2 separate regions of the Homo sapiens genome follow, and region 1 is linked to region 2. A link is a loop called in an ENCODE intact Hi-C map of the cell type or tissue named here. Cell type or tissue: CD4-positive, alpha-beta T cell. All regions are shown on one strand. Each heading gives the region's core, and the rest is flanking DNA. Links, peaks and the distances in the headings are about the cores only.

Region 1 (8,893 bases), core at 408-8,407, 52 kb after region 2:
TCAAGATGCCAAGCCTGCCTCCTTGAGGGTGTTTTGGCAGGCTAATTTATATCAGAACTGTTCCTACCAAATACAATACTGGAAATTGCCCTCTTTTACCCAGTCCAAATGTGGGAAGGCAGAGTCCATGAGCACACTGAGCATTGCAGGTTACTTTAATGGCTTTAAAACCCCTTCATGTCTTTGCTCTCATTCAGCCACAGTGAAAGTCAAATGTGGATGAGGATGTCTTCCCATGATGCTGACACTCATGACCTTCTAGAAATATCAAATATTGCCATACTTCAAAATATTGTGGAACTCCAGCATTTCTGGTGCCTATTGGGTTGTTCATCACTAAATGGTAGAAAGAGAGAACTTGGCTACTTATCGTAGGCAAGAAAGATTTCCTGATACCTCCAAATGTCTCAAGTTCTCTGCAGAGGAAATTAGTTGTAAGTTTGCTCTGGGCCATTTCTGGGCAGTGGGAGCAATTGACCCATGAAGAGTACCCCAGAGTCTCTCTCTCTCTCTCTCTCTCTCTCTGCCACACGCACACACGCACACACGCACACACACACAACTCATCCTATGTAATTTTCCAGGTATATTGTAACCTAGGGTTACAATTAACTTCCCTTCATGGATTTTGTTGTTGAGCCCCTGACATTATTGCAACATGTCCTATTCCTCAAAATATGAGATTTTGAATCTGGTTTCTTTTAGCCTCTTAGTCTAGTAGACAAAACTTTGCCCCTAAATCCTGTAATCTATAGTTGCTTCAACATTTTAAGAGTTACTGCATGGTTTCCACCATCTGCCACTGAAATATCCACACTCTAACGCTAGGTGGCAATGGAGAGTCAGAATTGAATCTCCCTCCAGGACAGGCACAAGAGTGTGCTTTCTGAGAACACATTCCTTTTCGTTTCATGAACCAGGGAAGCATATTAAGTGAGGCTATTCAATAATATTGCTGAGCATTGGGAGCACTCAAATAAAAGGAAATGAAGTGATGGCAAGTTCTTTATCCTTGGTACAATGGACAAAACTTAATTGGAAAAGCAGCATTAAGTAGGTTCTGGCTAGAGTCTGACATTATGCAAATCAAGCAGAACCTCCCTGACCAACTAACTTCTCCAGCCTTGCTGCTGGCTCTTTACCACCCTGTTGTGCACCTTCAGCCTTAACTAGGTATATCGTCGTATACTGTGTTATATATCTCCTCTGTTTCTTTCCTTATCCAGGAGTTATCCTAAAACATACATATATAATATGTTTCCCAATAACCCAAGAGCACCAGGAATGAGTAAGGCACCAGGCCGAAACTGGAGAGCCTGTCCCGGCATGAAGTTGGAGGAAGCCAGAAAACTCACCTATGACCCTTTCCATTCTCTGTAGCCCCCCGCCTCAGTTTTTAGAACCACATAAGAGCAGGGTCCTCTTCATCTGAGAATTACACCCAAAGGGCTTTCTTGTGACTTTTCACAGAGTGTTTGGTTCTGTCTCCAGCAACCATATAGTAGTCAACACATTGTGTGTGTACCCTGGCCAGGATCTCTGTTGAAATGCTTTTGTATATTAACTTGTCTCATCCCCACAGCAGTTCTATGGCCTATGTGTGATTACTATCTCCACTTTATAGAAAAGGAAACTTGGAGAAGGCAGGCCATGTAGTAATGGCTATGTAGTAGAGCCTGGACTTGAACCTAGTTAGTTCTGGGTCATCCTGACTCAGGAATCCTGGACTATTAACTTGGTTCAAAAGGGAAATAAAAGCAGGCTTTTCATTGGCTGTTTCTGATCTGGAGTTCTCATTGATTCCTGATTCAAATTCATCTTAAGGACCATGTTCTCAGGTGATGGGGAGAATGTTATGCTCCTTGAGAAAAAGAAATGGACTTTTCCAGCCACCACAGCACTGTGTTTCTTTCCTTCCCTTTACTTATAACAGTGATGAACAGGACTCTTTATTTATGTGTTATTTGTCTGTCTTCTCTGCTAGAATCTAAACTTCAATAAGGGCAGGATCTTTGTCTTGGCTGTATTGAGGGTTAGTGGCATTCTGGGCACATGGTAGATGTAATAGGTATTCTATATAGACATATACCTATATAATAAACATGTATAGGTATACATACATATATGCACAAGTACATATATAACTATATGCATGTACTTGTTATGCATATATATATATATATATATATATATATATATATATATATATATGTTTGTTAGTTGAGTGAAAAAACAATGAGGCAAGGCTGCTGCTGAGGGCCATAAAGAAGCTGTGCGTAGATTAACTGCAGATTTTTGGGCCAAGAATGCTGGGTTTTTTACTCTTAATTGATTCAACACTTTGCTCTTGAAACATTGGCCTTCTTTCCCAGACATTGTTTATAGCTTGGGGAAATGGTCTTCTCCATCAGTACAAACACCAGCTGTGATTTGCATCTTCTGTTTGGCTTCTTTGATGCTGTTGGAGAAATTTTGAGTGCGTGTTATAGCCATTCTTAAACATTAACCTGGGAAATGATTTCTCCAGCAGATTCCATGGAGAGCCTCTCTTACACGCCCTCCTCCCTGCAGCCATCCTCTGCCAGCTCCCTTCTTACCGCCCATGCTGCCAGCTCCTCTTTGCCAAGAGATGACCCAAACACTAATGCCGTAGCCACTGAGGAAACCAGAAGTGAGTCAGAGCTTCTCTTCCTTCCAGATTATCTGGTTTTGTCCAACTGCGAGACTGGAAGACTGCACCATACCAGGTATGCTTATGCCCAGGACTCTGTCTGAGCTGGGCCTGCTAGCATGCTCTCTAGAGTCACACTGCCTCCTCTTGCAGTCCGTAGCTGAGATGTGTTCAGTGTGCTTCACCAAATTAGTCCATTTAGTGGTAGCATTTTCTAGTGGGTGTGTCTGCTGTCACCTCTCTTCCTGCCAATGTCAAGGCAGGAACAGATTGCTATGAACCACTGTGAAAGATGAAGCATGTAGTATACTAAACAGAATGAGTCATGCTTTTCAGCATTGTGGTTTTCACTTCTAGCCTTGCATTTTCATGTGTATCTGATGCTTAGAGGATGAAAAAATCAACAAACCATTTTTCTTTTGCCACACCAAGGGGTTGGTGTAACTGAGTGTTGTAGAGGGAATGTGGCTATGCAAGTAGCAAGCAAGGTGGTACTGGGGAGATGGGAATGAGGCCAGCGTTGGTTTTGTGGTGGGTGGATGGCTGCATTTTAGTCCAACTTACATGCTTTTCTTCCCCAGTCTACCCACCAGATGTGATAGCTGGTCAAACTCAGACCGTTCATTGGAACAGGCTTCATTTGATGATGTTTTTGTTGACTGCCTGCAGCCGCTCCCCTCCAGTCATTTGGTCCACCCCTCATGCCATGGCAGTGGAGCTCAGGAGGTGCCATCCTCGAGGCCTCAGGCTGCCCTGATCTGGAGTAGAGAAATCAATGGGCCACCCAGGGACCACTTGTCTTCTTCACCATTGCTGGAAAGTTCCTTAAGTTCCACCATTCAGGTAGATAAAAATCAAGGTTCCTTACCCTGTGGAGCAAAAGAACTAGACATTATGTCCAACACTCCACCTCCCCGCCCCCCTAAGCCAAGCCATCTGTCTGAACGGCGCCAAGAGGAGTGGAGTACACACAGTGGTAGCAAGAAGCCAGAATGCACTCTGGTTCCAAGAAGAATCTCCCTCTCTGGTTTAGACAACATGAGAACCTGGAAAGGTAAGTGTTGGGTCCTAAGATTCAGGCGCCAAGAAAACCCGGGCTCCTCTTCACTCTTTGTGCCCATGTGAGGTCATGCCAATGGACCAAAACGATGGGGCTGGGTTAGAATTACCTTGATGTGTGCAGCTTGGTAAAAAGCCACATCAGTAGTGTGTACTTGTGTACATATGTGCTTGTCCCTTGTTCAGGCTGGCCTGATCTTCTAATGGGGCTGGATCCTTGGTGGAAGCATATACCCTGAAAGCAGCACTCTTCTGTTCCTGGATCCCCCCAACCCCTCCTTTGAGCCTGACCACCAGGAGAGACATTTAGGTCCCCATAGATGCTGCAATAGGTTGGAACCCTGGTCCCTTGTGATGGGCTTGCCCATGCAAGTCCTTGCCCATGTGGTAAGCTTCCCACCTGAGTCTGAGCTCCTAGTGTTTTTTGGAGTCACTCAGGGACCCACTTGGTACAAAAGTTGATGTCTTTTGTCTTAACTCAGTCCCATTCCCTTCTTTGCCTCTCTCTCACATACATAGAGAGTCCTGAGACCACAGACCATCACTGCCTTCTATTTTTTAGCAATCCCATCAACCTCATTCATCATCCCACTAGACTTGTTCTTTCCAAATTCTAAGTGGCTGTACAAAGGGCCCTCCCACAGCCCTCTTTTGCCCTTTTCTATAAGGCCATTTATCCTCACGAGGTTATCTTGCAATTCTGCTTGCAGTTCCATCTTCCTCCACCTGTTTCTTTCCACCTGGGCCTCTCTGGCCTTCAGAAGCTGTTTGGTGAAAGCCAATTCAAGCCCATTCATTGTGGTTTTTCAGTAACCTCTTCTTTACTGCTTTGCTGAGCCACCTCATCTTTCTGCCATGAGCCAACCAACCTTAGCATTTTGCTCTTCTTTCTTACATCAGTCTGTATCTCTCAGATACACAGACAGACACAAAAACTAGTTGTCTATCTCTGTGTCTTTCTCCTTTTTTCTTTCTTCTCTCTCTTTCTTTCTCTCTCCATTGAAATATAATCACCCACACATCACTACTTATTTAGGCCATGTTTTCAAGGAATTATGGAAAGTGGAAGGAGTGCAAATTTATTTTCAAATTGTACGAATCTCTCATTCTGACTGAGAATTAAGTCACTAGTAAAAACCTTCCCTAATGTCCCTAATGATGTTACCATTATGTATGTTGCTTCCTTTTGACAGTCCTTATGAAATAGATGTATACTGATTACACAAATGATCTGGATATGCTAACATGTGTGAACAGTTGACAAAAAGGGAAAAATGAAAGTGGTTAAGCAGATTTTAGGAAGTGAAATGAATAAAACCAGTAGAATAATAACATATGAAAATGAATTAAAAGTCTTAAATTGAAGAACAAAAACTTGAAATAATTTGAAATTTCAACACAAACATAAAACAATTAGGTTGTGTTCTTTTACATGAAGGCAAACAAAGATTAAAACTAAGTAAAATAGAGGTTTTGACCATGAAACAAAGACCAAACAACAGTGGTGCCTAGAAGCAAAATGGCTCTGATAAAGCTGAGGGAATGCATAAAGTTTATTGTTCTGCCTTTCCCACTGAGATTTGCCTGGAATCTGTGTTGGTACGTGGTGGCAGAGTGAGGTCAAGGTTCGTTTTTGTCCATCTGGATCTCCATCCGATGACCCTGCAAGGCTGTCCTGTCCCCATGGCTCTCCAGCGCCCCCTCTGCCATAGATGAAGTGCCCATGTATGTGAGGGTCTGAGTTTCCTTTCTGCTTTCTATCCCTTGGAGCCTACTTGTCCAGCTTGCACCAGTGCCACACTCTCTTAATTACTGTACCATTCTGTCTTAATATCCAGTAGGACAAGTCCTCCTGCCTTTGGGAATATAATGGCTATTCTAGGGTCAATTTTACAGTCAGCTGGTCAGGTTCTAGACACACATATATAAATATATTGGGGATTTGAGGAGGATTGCATCCGATCTGTAGATCGGTTTGTGAAGATTTGACTACAATGTTGAATTTTCCAATCCATGAATAGGAAATATGCTTCCATTTCTGTAGGTCTTATTTTTGTATTTTAAAATATTTAATTGACAAATAAAGATTGCACATATTCAAGGTGTGAATGCATATGCATCAGAACATGATGATTTGATATGCATATGCATTATGTACTGATTATTACAATCAAACTAATTAACACATCCATGGCCACCCATGCTGTACATTGGATCCCCCAGACTTGTTCACTTATCACTGAAAGTTTGTACCTTTTGACCAACATATTCTCATTTACCTGCATTCCCCAGTCCCTGACAACCACCATTTTACTATTGCCATGAGTTTGACTTTTTTAGATTCCACATATAAGTGAAATCGTGCAGTATTTTTTTTTCTGTGCCCAGCTCATTTCACTGAACATAATCTCATCCTGGTTTACCCATGTTGTCACAAATGACAGGATACCATTCCTTTTTAAGGCTGAGTAATATTCCATTCTGAATATATACCACATTTTTTATATCCATTATATCCTTTATCCATTCATCCAGTGATGGACACAAATTGACTACATGTTGTATTAGTCCATTCTCAGTATGAGAATGGACTAAAGAACTATTTGAGGCTGGGTGCGGTGGCTCAGACTGTAATCCCAGCACTTTGGGAGGCGGGGGCGGGCAGATCACAAGGTTAGAGGTTCAAGACCAGCCTGGCCAATATGGTGGAACCCTGTCTCTACTAAAAATACAAAAATTACCCAGTGTGGTGGCGGGTGCCTGTGGTCCCAGCTACTCGGGAGGCTGAGGCAGGAGAATCGCTTGAACCTGGGAGGCAGAGTTTGCAGTGAGCCAAGATCACACCACTGCACTCCAGTCTGGGCGACAGAGCAAGACTTCGTCTCAAAAAAAAAAAAAAAACTGCCGGAGACTGGGTAATTTGGGTAATTTATAAAGCAAAGAGATTTAATTGACTCACTCACAGTTCCACAGGCTGTACAGGAAGCATGGCTAGGGAGGCCTCAGGAAACTTACAATCATGGAAGAAGACAAAGAGGAAGGAAGCATGTCTTACATGGCTGGAGCAGGAGGAAGAGAGTGAAGGGGGAGGTGCTACACACTTTTAAACAACCAGATCTCGTGAGAGCTCTATCACAAGACAGCACTAGGGGGATGGTGCTGAACCATTAGAAACCACCCCCATGATCCAATCACCTCCCACCAGGCCCTACTTCCAACATTGGGAATTACAATTCAACATGAGATTTGTGGGGGACACAGGGCCAAACCATATCACATGTTGTGGCTATTGTGAATAGTGCTGCAACAAACACAGGAGGGCAAGTATCTCTTTGACATACTGATTTCATTTCTTTTGGATATGTATCCAGAAGAGAGATTGCTGGATCATAAGGTAGTTATATTTTTAGTTTCTGAGGAACCTCCATACTGTTTTCCATAATGGCTATACCAATTTACATTCCCACCAACAGTGTACAAGGGTTCTCTTCTCTACATGCTCTCCAACACTTGTATTTCTTGTCTTTTTTGATATTAGCCATCCTCACAGGTGTGGGCCGATACCTTGTGTGGTTCTGATTTGCATTTCCATGATGGTTAGTGATGTCGAGCATTTTTTCATATACCTGTTGGCCATTTGAGAAATGTCTATTCGGATCTTTGCCCATTTTAAAATTGGGTCATTTAGTTTTTTTGCTACTCAGTTATGTGAGTTCCTTATATATTTTTACTGTTAACCCCTTTTATATGATTTGCAAATATTTTCTCTCATTCTCTAGGTTGCCTTTTCATTTTGTTGATTGTTTCCTTTGCTGAGCAGACACTTGTTAGTTTGATGTAGCTCCGCTTGTTTATTTTTGCTATTTTTGCCTGTGCATTTGGAATCATATCCAAAATATCATTGTCAATCAATACCAATGTCAATGAGCTTTCCCCCTATATTTTCTTCTAGGGGCTAAATGGTTTTAGATTTTAGATTGAAGTCTATAATCCATTTCAAGTTAATTTTTTGTATATGGTATAAGAAAAGGGCCCAAGTTCATTCTTTTGCGTGTGGATATCCAGTTTTCCCAACACAATTTATTGAAGAGACTCTCCTTTCTCCATTGTGTATTCTTTGCTCTCTTGTCAAAGCATAGTTGACCATGTACATGTGGGTGTATTTCTGGCCTCTCTATTCTGTTCTTTTGGTTTATGTATCTGTTTTTATGCCAGTACAACGTAGATTTTATTTAATTTGTGTATATAATGTTTTATAGTTTTTAGTGTAGAAATTTTACATATCTCTTATTAATACATTTCCGTGTATTTGCTATTTTTTATGTTATTGTCAACTGTTTTTTGCTGTTGTATGAAAACTTAAATTGAGTTTTGGATTTTGATTTTATATCCAGCTTTTTAAAACTATGGATTATTTTGTCTTTTCTTTGCATATAATTATATTGCCTGCAAATAATAATAGCTTTGTTTTTTCTTTAACAACCCTTGTATTTTTCATTACTTTTTCTTATGTCACTGCATGGGATAAGAAGTCCAGGACGTTACTGAATAGTCCTGGTGACAATACGGATCCTTGTATCATTCCTGATCTCAGATAGAAAGCTTCTAATATTTCACCGTTACAATGTGGTTTGCTGTGGAATATTGTAGATATCATTCATTAGATTAAAGTCATTCACATATTTTCTACTTTGCTAACTGTTATTTTCTAAAGTCATGAATAGATGTATTTCTTTTATTTTTAACTGACAAATAATTGTATACATTTATGGGATACAATATGATGTTTTGATATACATCTATATCATGGAATGATTAAAATCAAGCTAATTAACAAACATTACCTAATATAATTATCATTTTTTGTGGTTGAAGCACTTTATAATCATATTATTTTTATCATGTTAATGTCAAGAAATTCACTGGATAATTTTTTTAGTGCTAAACTAACCTTGGCATTTCTGGAATAAACCCAACTTTATCATGATACCTATCCTTTTTATAAATTACTAGATTTGTTTTGCTCATATTTTGTTTAGAACTTCAAAAAAAATCTGTGTTCATGAGGGAGATTGTCCTGTAACTTTCTTTTATCATGACGTCTTTGGTTTTGGTAAAAATGTTATGCTGACGTCATAAAATATGGATTTATTTCTGGGTTCT
Region 2 (8,893 bases), core at 251-8,250:
TGGGCGACAGAGCGAGACTCCGTCTCAAAAAAAAAAAAAAAAAAAAAAAAAGATCTGTAATTCTGATATTAGCAGAATTTTTAACACTTAAGTTGCAGGTATATTCAGCATGGTATGTTTCATGGATGGGAGGAAAATTGGCATTGTCTTAAATTTACTTCTGACAACAGAAACTTCTAAGCAGTCAAAATTGCAACAAATAAAAAACACATGCAAAACATACTTTGGTGAAAACACTTACCTTTGAACAAAGCACCGAACTACACAAATGCAGAATGAAAACATTTCAACTCCAGCAGAAGCAGTCATCATAAAAGGTGTAAAAGCCATCTCACTTTACTAGGCACTGTTCACTTTTTCAACAAAAGATAACAAAAACTATCGCCCACAGACAATATCCCAGCTGTAGGGCAGGTTTTAGAAAGTCTTCAACTTCAAGGGCATCTACTTTTAATAAGAGAACAGAATCCTGAAGAATGTGTTCATACCCACTCACAGGCCTAATGACTCACCTAATCTTCTTTCAGGATCGTATTCAATCATTTTGCTCTCGTAGATGGTCCTCACTCGGAGCTGCCTCTTTACTGCAGCAATAAGTGGGGGTCGCTGGAATAAGGCACCTGTCAGAGTTTCTAGGGCCTAAGAACAAACACAAATGAAAACAAACACCTCATCAGAATGTACATGTGCAGTCACTGGTCCAGGCTGGCTGCAGCAGCCGACTGAAAAGGGGACAAAAGGAGTCAGTCAGGACAGCTAACCCATCTCCAGATGTTTAGGGGCTCAGAGATCCAAGTCAACAAAGGGTGTCCTCCCTACAATTGCAGACTTACCCTAGAAAGCTGGGTCCCCCCTTCAATAGCATTGTGCAGCCGGACAATCCCCACATACTCTTTGCCTGAAAAATGACAAAAGAGTAGTCAGGTGTGGCCACTGAGTTTTCTGTTTTCCATATTTCTTATATGCTCAGTCACTCCCATTTTGCACAGCAGGAAAAGCGGCAGTTTGACCTTGTGTTTCTATAAAATTTGCATTAAGAGAGATTTCATGGTGATGATGTGGGAAAGAATGAAGACACTTTCTCACTGGGAATTCAATGTACTAACAGGGACAGTTGGGAGTACTCAGTGTAGAAGCTGCGTGGAAAAAGCCTTGCAAGATAAGCAGGCTTTTCTCAGATAAAAATGAACGAAGGATACTTTAGGCAGAAGCGGTAGCACAGAGTGAGAAGCCTGGAGTGACAAGCTGAGAGCTGAACCCGGACAAATGGATCCAGTCAGCTTGATGAATACATGCTTAGTATGTGGAATTCCAAAAAGCGCGGACCACCAAGATCTGGCAGGGGACAGAACGTACACAGAAACCAAAACAATATCCTTGCTTTAGGATTTTTTTTTTTCTTAATGAAGAAATAGTTTCCAGCAGACAAAACATAGAAGGGAAATACAGAAAGCTTTTCACTCTAGCCAGTCCTTCCCTCCCTCTCCCACATACCTGCACTCTGTTGTGACTTCACCAAGCGAGTGGCTCGTTCTATGCACACGATTAAACAACCAGTCACCTTGGGATCCAGCGTACCACTGTGCCCTGTCTTCTCCACCCGAAGTATCCGTCGAATCCAGGCTACCACCTCATGGGAAGAGGGGTTAGAGGGCTTGTCAAGATTAATGAAACCTGTCCTGGAATGGAAAAAAAAAAAATTAATGTATCACCCACTCTTAATGCTCCAGTGAAACAACAAATCTGAAAAGTTAAAAAGAAAAATAATTCACTGCGGGTACAGGTTATATATTCAAGACAAAGCTATTCTGGCATGCCACTGCCTTCCTGAATAGCTGATGTGAAAGCATTTTCAAAAGAAAGTAAGTTTGCACAGTGCCTCCTCCCAACACTTACCTGATATAGTCCCCAATCTCTCTCTTCAGAGGATTTGAACCACATGCAAGAGGTGTATAGTGTGTTGTCCTTACATTCAGCTTATCAAAATTCTACAAAGCAACGACACAACACAAAACAAAATACCATGTCGTGAGCACATGTAAAAAAAGAGTCAGTACCACTATGTGGCCCACAAACTGGCATAGGTCTGCAAGATGGACTAAGTACAAAAACTGAGAACTGTTGACAAACTCAGCAATTTAACATTGTGGGGACATGTGTTCTACAACAGTGTTGAGTGCACTGCCAATTTTTTAAAAACTTGGTTCTCATTTCAGATACCTTAAGGAATCCTGCTTTAAACTGTATCAGTGGGCACTTCCCAAAGTCAAGGATGCCAGCAGTAAGCATTCTCAATCAATTGTTTAACACTTGGAAATAACGTAAAAGCAGGCATTCATCTGATGCACGATTTTAACCACATACCTTTAGCAAAAGGGGCCACTGAGACGTGTCCAACTTAGCAACTTTGGATTCAGGTTTGATAAGAAATTCTTCAGCGTGTTGTATTTCCTTCGACAGGACAGAAATATAACCTATTAAACTTCCCACCCGATTTTGAACAATTCCATTACTGCCATGGAAATGTATGCCTTTTAAACAGAAAACAAGGCTTCCTATGCCTTTTCACTGGGACCTCCAAGGGAAAGAGAGAGAAGAAATGAACCAGGAGTACAGAGGGGAAGTGAAATGTCACTAAGATGGGTCCAAACATTTAAAGAGAAAGGGGGATGGCGGGTCTGTGGGTGGCATAAGGAAGACAAATTCAGAGACAGCAGTTGGTAAGGCCAGCACCATTTAGTAAGCTATGCCTGAAGGACACTTGGACTGTCTGGGGCTGTGTCATTTCAGTGCTTTTTCGAATCTACACAATGACTACCAATGCTGGCCCATTCCTTGGAAACCTTTAAAAACACTTCTTTCCTTTAGTTTGTTATTTAAGTAAACTTTCTTTTTAGTCAAAGTGAAGTCAAACACATTACTACTCACGGCTACATCTTCTTCTGGCAATGACTTCCGCTCCTTTTTCTTCTTATGTTTCTTTGGCAAAATAATTACTAAAAAAACAAACACAGGATTTGGGAATTTTCCCCAAGAATAAATGAAACAAGGGTTTAAAATAAAGACCGAAATTAGGGCAGGTAGGAAATGGATTTTAGGTCTACAATTACAGTCACATGCCACATAATGTTTTGCAAGTACAGACTGCGTATGTGATGGTGGCCCCCATAAGATTATAACAGAGCTGAAAAATTCCTATCTCCTAGTGATGTCTTGATGATCCTGACCCTGTGTAGGTCAAGGCTACTGTGTGTGCTGTGTTTGTGTCTTAGTTAACAAAAAAAAATTTTTTAAGAAAAAAATTAAAAAATTTTAAAATAGAAAACTTATAAATAAGGAGATAAGCAGAGAAAATATTTACGTACAGCTAAATAATGTGTTTGTTTTAAGCTAAGTATTATTACAACAGTCGAAGTAAAAAGTTTATAAAGTTACAGTAAGCTAAGGTTGATTTATTCTGAAGAAAAATATATTTTTATAAATTTAGTGTAGCCTAGGTGTACAGATTATAAAGTCTCCAGTAGTGTAATGTCTGAGGCCTTCACATTCAGTCACCGACTCAACCAGGGCAACTTCCAGCTCAGCAAGCTCCATTCATGGTAAGTGCCCTCCTCTACGGGTGCACCACTTATAACCTTGTGTACTATATATATATAATATACATACATATAATACATACATATATAATATACATATATACACACACATATTTATATATATATATAATTTTTTTTTTTTGAGACGGTCACACTCTTTCCCCAGGCTGGAGTGCAGTGGCAGAAACTCGGCTCACTGCAACCTCCTTCTCCAGGTTCAAGCAATTCTCCTGCCTCAGCCTCCCGAGTAGCTGGGATTACAGGCGTATACCACCACGCCCACCTAAATTTTTTGTATTTTTAGTAGAGACGGGGTTTCACCATGTTGGCCAGGCTGGTCTTGAACTCCTGACCGCAGGTGATCCGCCAGCCTGGGCTGGGATCACAGGCCTGAGCCACCGCGCCCGGCCCTGTGCTATATTTTTACTGTCCTTTTTCTGCTTAGACATGTTTAAGTACACAAACTCTCGACGCTGTGTCCCAACTGCCTACAGCATTCCGCACAATACCATGCTGTCCAGGTTTGAAGCCTAGGAGCCATACGCTACACCATATACAGCCTAGGTGTGTAGTAGCCTATGCCACCTAGGTTTGTGTAAGAGCCCTCTGATGTTCACACAATGATGAAATCGCCTAACGACCCATTTCTTAGAACGTATATCCGTAGGTAAGCGAGAAAACAAGGTGTGTAAGGCCAAATGTATGGGTCCCATGGCTGGGTAACTGACTGTAGGCTACTGCACGTGTCGGCTTCCCTTCCGGTTCACCACGTGGCTATGGCAGAGCTTAAACATCCCACAGAAGCGCTCACGCAGGGGGCCGGAAAGTTCCATAAGCGACCACTCGACTGTCCCCGCGGGCTTGTGGCCTCTAGAACTTTCTTGCAACTCGGAGCTCTATCCCTGCTCCGGGGTCCCTCCGCTCCTTTTCTTCTCGGCCCGTTTCCACTACCCTTGCTCCCCTAGTCGCATGGAGCTGTAACGGCGGCGTCCGGGCTGGCAGCAGCACAGACACTGCCACGTCCCACGCCACCGCGGGGTGGGCAGCACGGCAGATGTCTTTCGACGGCGACCCGGACCCCAGGGAGGTGAGAGGGCCGAGCCCCATCATGCCAAGTCACCGCGAGGGGCTCCCACTCTCGCGCCCTTGCCACGGAGCCAGGGCCGAGAGACAAGGCCGGCTTAAGGCCGGGCGGTGAAGAGGCCGACACGCCGGCGGGAACCAGAGGGAGGCGTGCGCGGGCCCCGATACCATCCCCCCACCCCCGTTCCCCGAGTCGCCCGGAGTTAGCACGGCCCGGAAGCCTGCAGCCCTTACCTTCCGCATCCGCCATGTTACCCTGCACCGCGTGCGTGCCGCCCGGTCCACAGCCGAGGGAACGACCGCAGACTCCCGCCGCCTTGGTCCCGTCAGGCCGCGCTGCTAGGACCCACCCACCCGCGCACTGCCCTGTGCGTGCCTTGCCGCGGGGCGGGAGGAGGCGGGGCCATCCCGGGGGCGGAATCCGAGGCGCCCGCTGGTCGTCTGCGCAATGCGATTTGCTGGCTCGGCCAGTACGGAGGGCGAGACCGCGCATGCGCTTCGAGCCTCAAGCAGCCTGGTTGGCCCAGGCTGGAAGCGCGAGTGCCGCCCGCCCCGACAGCCCGGAGTCTGTGGGCGTGGCCCCAGCTGTAGTTGCTTCACCTCCGGGTTTAGCTCCGCGCCTGCGCCTGGGCTCACGGCTGAACGCTCCGTAAACAGTACCTCTTTCTTTGCTTTCTCACACCGACCCTTTCAGGTTGCTGTTGGATCAGTCCTGATGCATAAGTGAACATGTTGAAGCTCGGAGAGGTTGAAAGGCCTTTGCTGCTTGCAGTTCCCATCCAGCTAGAGCAGATGGCCAATAGGAGTAGTGTGCGTGCCACATGTTGACTTTTAAATTTTCCAGCAGCAACATGAAAGAAGAGTAAAAAGAAAAAGGTGAAAATGATTTATAATGAATTTTTTTAACCCAGCGTATCCGAAATATTATCATTTCCACATATAGGCAAAACACAACAGTATGAATGGGGTATTTTACATTGGTTTTTTTTTTTTGTCCCCGCAAAGACTTTCCGGTGTGTGCGTTTATGCTCACAGCACACCTCAATTTGAACTCTACGACCGGGCTTCACGCCAAACAGCAGAGACAAAGCACTGGCACTAAATCTCATAGAAACAGGATGAGCCTGGGTATCATGATAGGCAGCAGGGCTGGAAGCTGGAACCAAACTGATTTCTCCCCAGGGATCTTTGGTGGTGTCTAATTGATCACAGTGTCCTGTAGTAAGCCATCATGATCTGTATAACCCCGGTAACTCTAGGTCTGGCTAAAGGCATTCTGCCTTGAATCACCACAATGGAAAATCATGGTGCCTCATCTAATTCCCAGATCTAGTCAGTCCACAGGCCAGAGCCCGTGAGGTGAGCCTGTAAAGGTGAGGCCAGGCACATGTAACGCTACAAGTGTGTACTTTCAGCCTGCCTCCTCCCTTCTCGTGGGACCCGTGGCCATTTACCAGGGGCTTGCACTAGCCCGTGTGAATCACTGGGGAAGTAGAATGCCACTTGGTCCAATGGTCAGAAGTGGAGTCAGCCCACGTCCCTTTCACTATCAGCCACCCTGTGGCTCTTTCCCCGGTTCTTGAATCCATACTTGTAATAAACACAATTGGTAGCTGGATAAATTCCCAGAGGGGCTTCCTGACTCAAGGACTGAGGGTGATAATGGAAGGAAAGAACAAAGGAAGCCTCTGGCACATTATCATAATTGAGTCCCTGGGAACTGATTTGATCATCTCACTGTACCCCAAGACATCATGCTGAGTGGACCTGATGCATAGGAAGTGGCAAATATTTCACCACAAGGTGAGAGAGAAGCCCCTTGAAAATTCAGGGAGGTGATACCTCAGTGAACTTCCTGGGCATGCAGTGGGCTGAGGCATGTTGAGACGGTCCCTCCAAAGAGAAAGACAAGTTGCCTTACTTGGAACCCTCTGCTTGCTAAAAAAGAAGCATGACACTCAGTGGGCCATTTTCTGGAGATGGCATACCCCATTAGGATGCTACACAGAGCCTTTTCCAAGCTTTAATAAGAGACTCACAGTTCAGCCCTCTGGAATTTGAAATAAACTTAAAGCTAAGACCTCCACACACAAAAAATAATAATTTGCCAGGAGGAAAAGCTCCTGGCTTGCTGTAATTATTTACTGAAACGGAATGACTGTGATACATGTGGTCTTAAGACCTGACCTGCCCATGATAAACTGGGTGTTGTCTGACCAAACCATGAGTACCATCAAGTACAATGATGCAGCCACTTTAGAAAATGGTCTGGCAATTCCTTGAAAGGTTAAACACAGAGTTACCATATGACTCACCAATTCTACTCCTAGGTATAGACCCAAGAGAATCGAAAATGGATTTTTAGATAGATGGTTGTACACATATGTTCATAGAAGAACTGTTCACAATAGCCAAAAGGTAGAAACAACCAAAATGAACAGATGAATAGATAAACAAAATGTGGTCTATTCATACAATGGAGCCGTAAAAAGGGATGAAGTACTGATCCATGCTACAACATGGATACAACATTGAAAGCATTATGCTGAGTGAAAGAAGCCATTCACCAAAGGCCACATTTTGTGTGATTCCATTTATAGGAAATATCCAGACTAGGCAAATCTAGAGACAAAAAGCAGATTAGTGGTAGCCTTGGCCTAGGAATTTAGGGGAACATGGGGAATGACTGCTAATGGGCACAGAGTTTCTTTTTGAGGTGATAAAAAAAGGTTCTAAAATTACATTTTGGTGATGGTTGCACAGGATTTCAAGAATTGTGGGATAGGATGGCCACTCATGATGGTTTGGGATCATCTAAATGACAGCCAAATTCCTCGAATTTTTGGTTTGGGTCACAGAGGGAATTTCTATAACAATGCTTAAGGAATTACTTATCTTTTACAGGCACAAGAATAAAACAACTAAAAACCAAACTTTAAAATTTTGACCCATCACCTTTCCAAATTACAAAACTCAGTGAGTTCGCAGCCTTCTCAGTTCTCTTAGTAAAGGTTGGGGCCACGATCAGAAAAGCATAGAACACTGGGATTTGAAATGGGAGTAAATTGGAGAATTGGGAGTCCCCAGAATCCCCAACTCTTACTGAGCCTCCATTGTTAAACAACCCCCACGTTTATCTGATTGCAGGTTCCCTTACTGTCTCATGAGGGAATTAGCAGGGAAGCAAAGGCACTTCCCTCCTACTCTCCCACCCCAATGTCTCCAGGCCTGTAACTAGAGTTAACCTCTACATTGCCTCAACTGAACAATTTAAGTCATGCAGCAGGAGAAAGCTTGCATATGAAAACAGTAGTAGGAGTTTGCAAACATGTACCAGGAAACAGGTAATATTTATGTAAATGATATGTGAAGGTTCTTGACCCAAAAAGAGAGAAGATCATTTTAAATCAGGCTGATTTCTTGGTATAGACGCTGGAATAGAGGTTCATGTGGAGGTGATGCCTGGACCAAGAAGCCTATCCCAGAGCTTTAACTGCAATGGACGATAGAGTTCAGGTGAGAGTGTACAAGGATTGAAGGAGGTGTTTTGCTAATAAATGCTGTAAGCTACTAGATTCCCATCCCAGATTATTTTTCACCACATTGTTTTCACCACATCTAGCCAGGTAACCAAAACAAAATTCTTGCATTTGTCTGAATGCAAGACTCATGGAAGACTTTGCTTCTAGTACCAAATCTTGTGCCACTTAGAAATGTTTTGTTTGGAAGTACAAGAAACAGACTGTTATTATTGGAAGGGTATTATAGACTGTGGGACTCAATAAAGAACAGGTTTAAAGAGTGGGGTGAGTGAACATTAAGGGTAGGCCTCAAAATTGTTTATGTCTCATCTCTCACCTTCACAGCACCACACCACACCAAGTTATACCATTAAATAAGACTTTAGTGGATGTTGGCAGAGGTAAAAACTGAAAATCACATTTAAAGAAAGGCATGTGAAACAATAGCTCTAAATATCTTTTTGTACTCTAAGAGAAAAGCCCCTAACAATGCCCTGCATGGATGCTCTTTAGTTCCCAGCCTGCTCTCCTGCCCTCAGGTCCTGTAGGGTTATACTGCTTCTAAAACGTTTCACTAGGTCATGTGTGGTAAGCACTGTTAGTTGGCTGCCTAACAGACATCCCTTTCCTCTTCTTTCTCCATAACAGAGCCCCAGTTTTGGCCAGGACAGCACTGTGCCCAGCAGCAGGGCA

The links. Hi-C counts contacts between places; a loop is a spot of excess contacts. Peaks named below come from ENCODE experiments on the same cell type or tissue, not always from the same donor. Only the 100,000 strongest peaks of a DNase experiment are listed, where the experiment ranks them.
Region 1: a loop joins it to region 2, with 15 times the contacts of the local background. A loop is called at or near these places in 9 of 110 quality-filtered maps.

The regions. Positions count from the first base shown.
Region 1 is chrX:154,707,061-154,715,953 of GRCh38, reverse strand. It overlaps GAB3 (GRB2 associated binding protein 3), which reads left to right. Exons shown (of 10, transcript NM_001081573.3): 3 at 2,528-2,747; 4 at 3,253-3,725. Among named protein-coding and RNA genes, the nearest start is that of GAB3, 40 kb to the left of the region's middle. RefSeq lists a silencer at 749-858. In CD4-positive, alpha-beta T cell, for the core only: CTCF peaks have their summits at 621 and 823 (motif pointing right); DNase peaks (open chromatin) are centred at 843 and 2,893; H3K27ac peaks cover 366 bases.
Region 2 is chrX:154,759,002-154,767,894 of GRCh38, reverse strand. It overlaps DKC1 (dyskerin pseudouridine synthase 1), which reads right to left and starts at 5,031. Exons shown (of 15, transcript NM_001363.5): 1 at 4,914-5,031; 2 at 2,929-2,996; 3 at 2,365-2,451; 4 at 1,897-1,988; 5 at 1,495-1,679; 6 at 834-898; 7 at 513-639. The coding sequence starts at 4,929. RefSeq lists enhancers at 4,501-4,600, 5,351-5,410 and a silencer at 4,951-5,250. In CD4-positive, alpha-beta T cell, for the core only: no CTCF peak of the experiment used is centred there; DNase peaks (open chromatin) are centred at 4,364, 5,184 and 5,724; H3K4me3 peaks cover 2,317 bases; H3K27ac peaks cover 2,283 bases.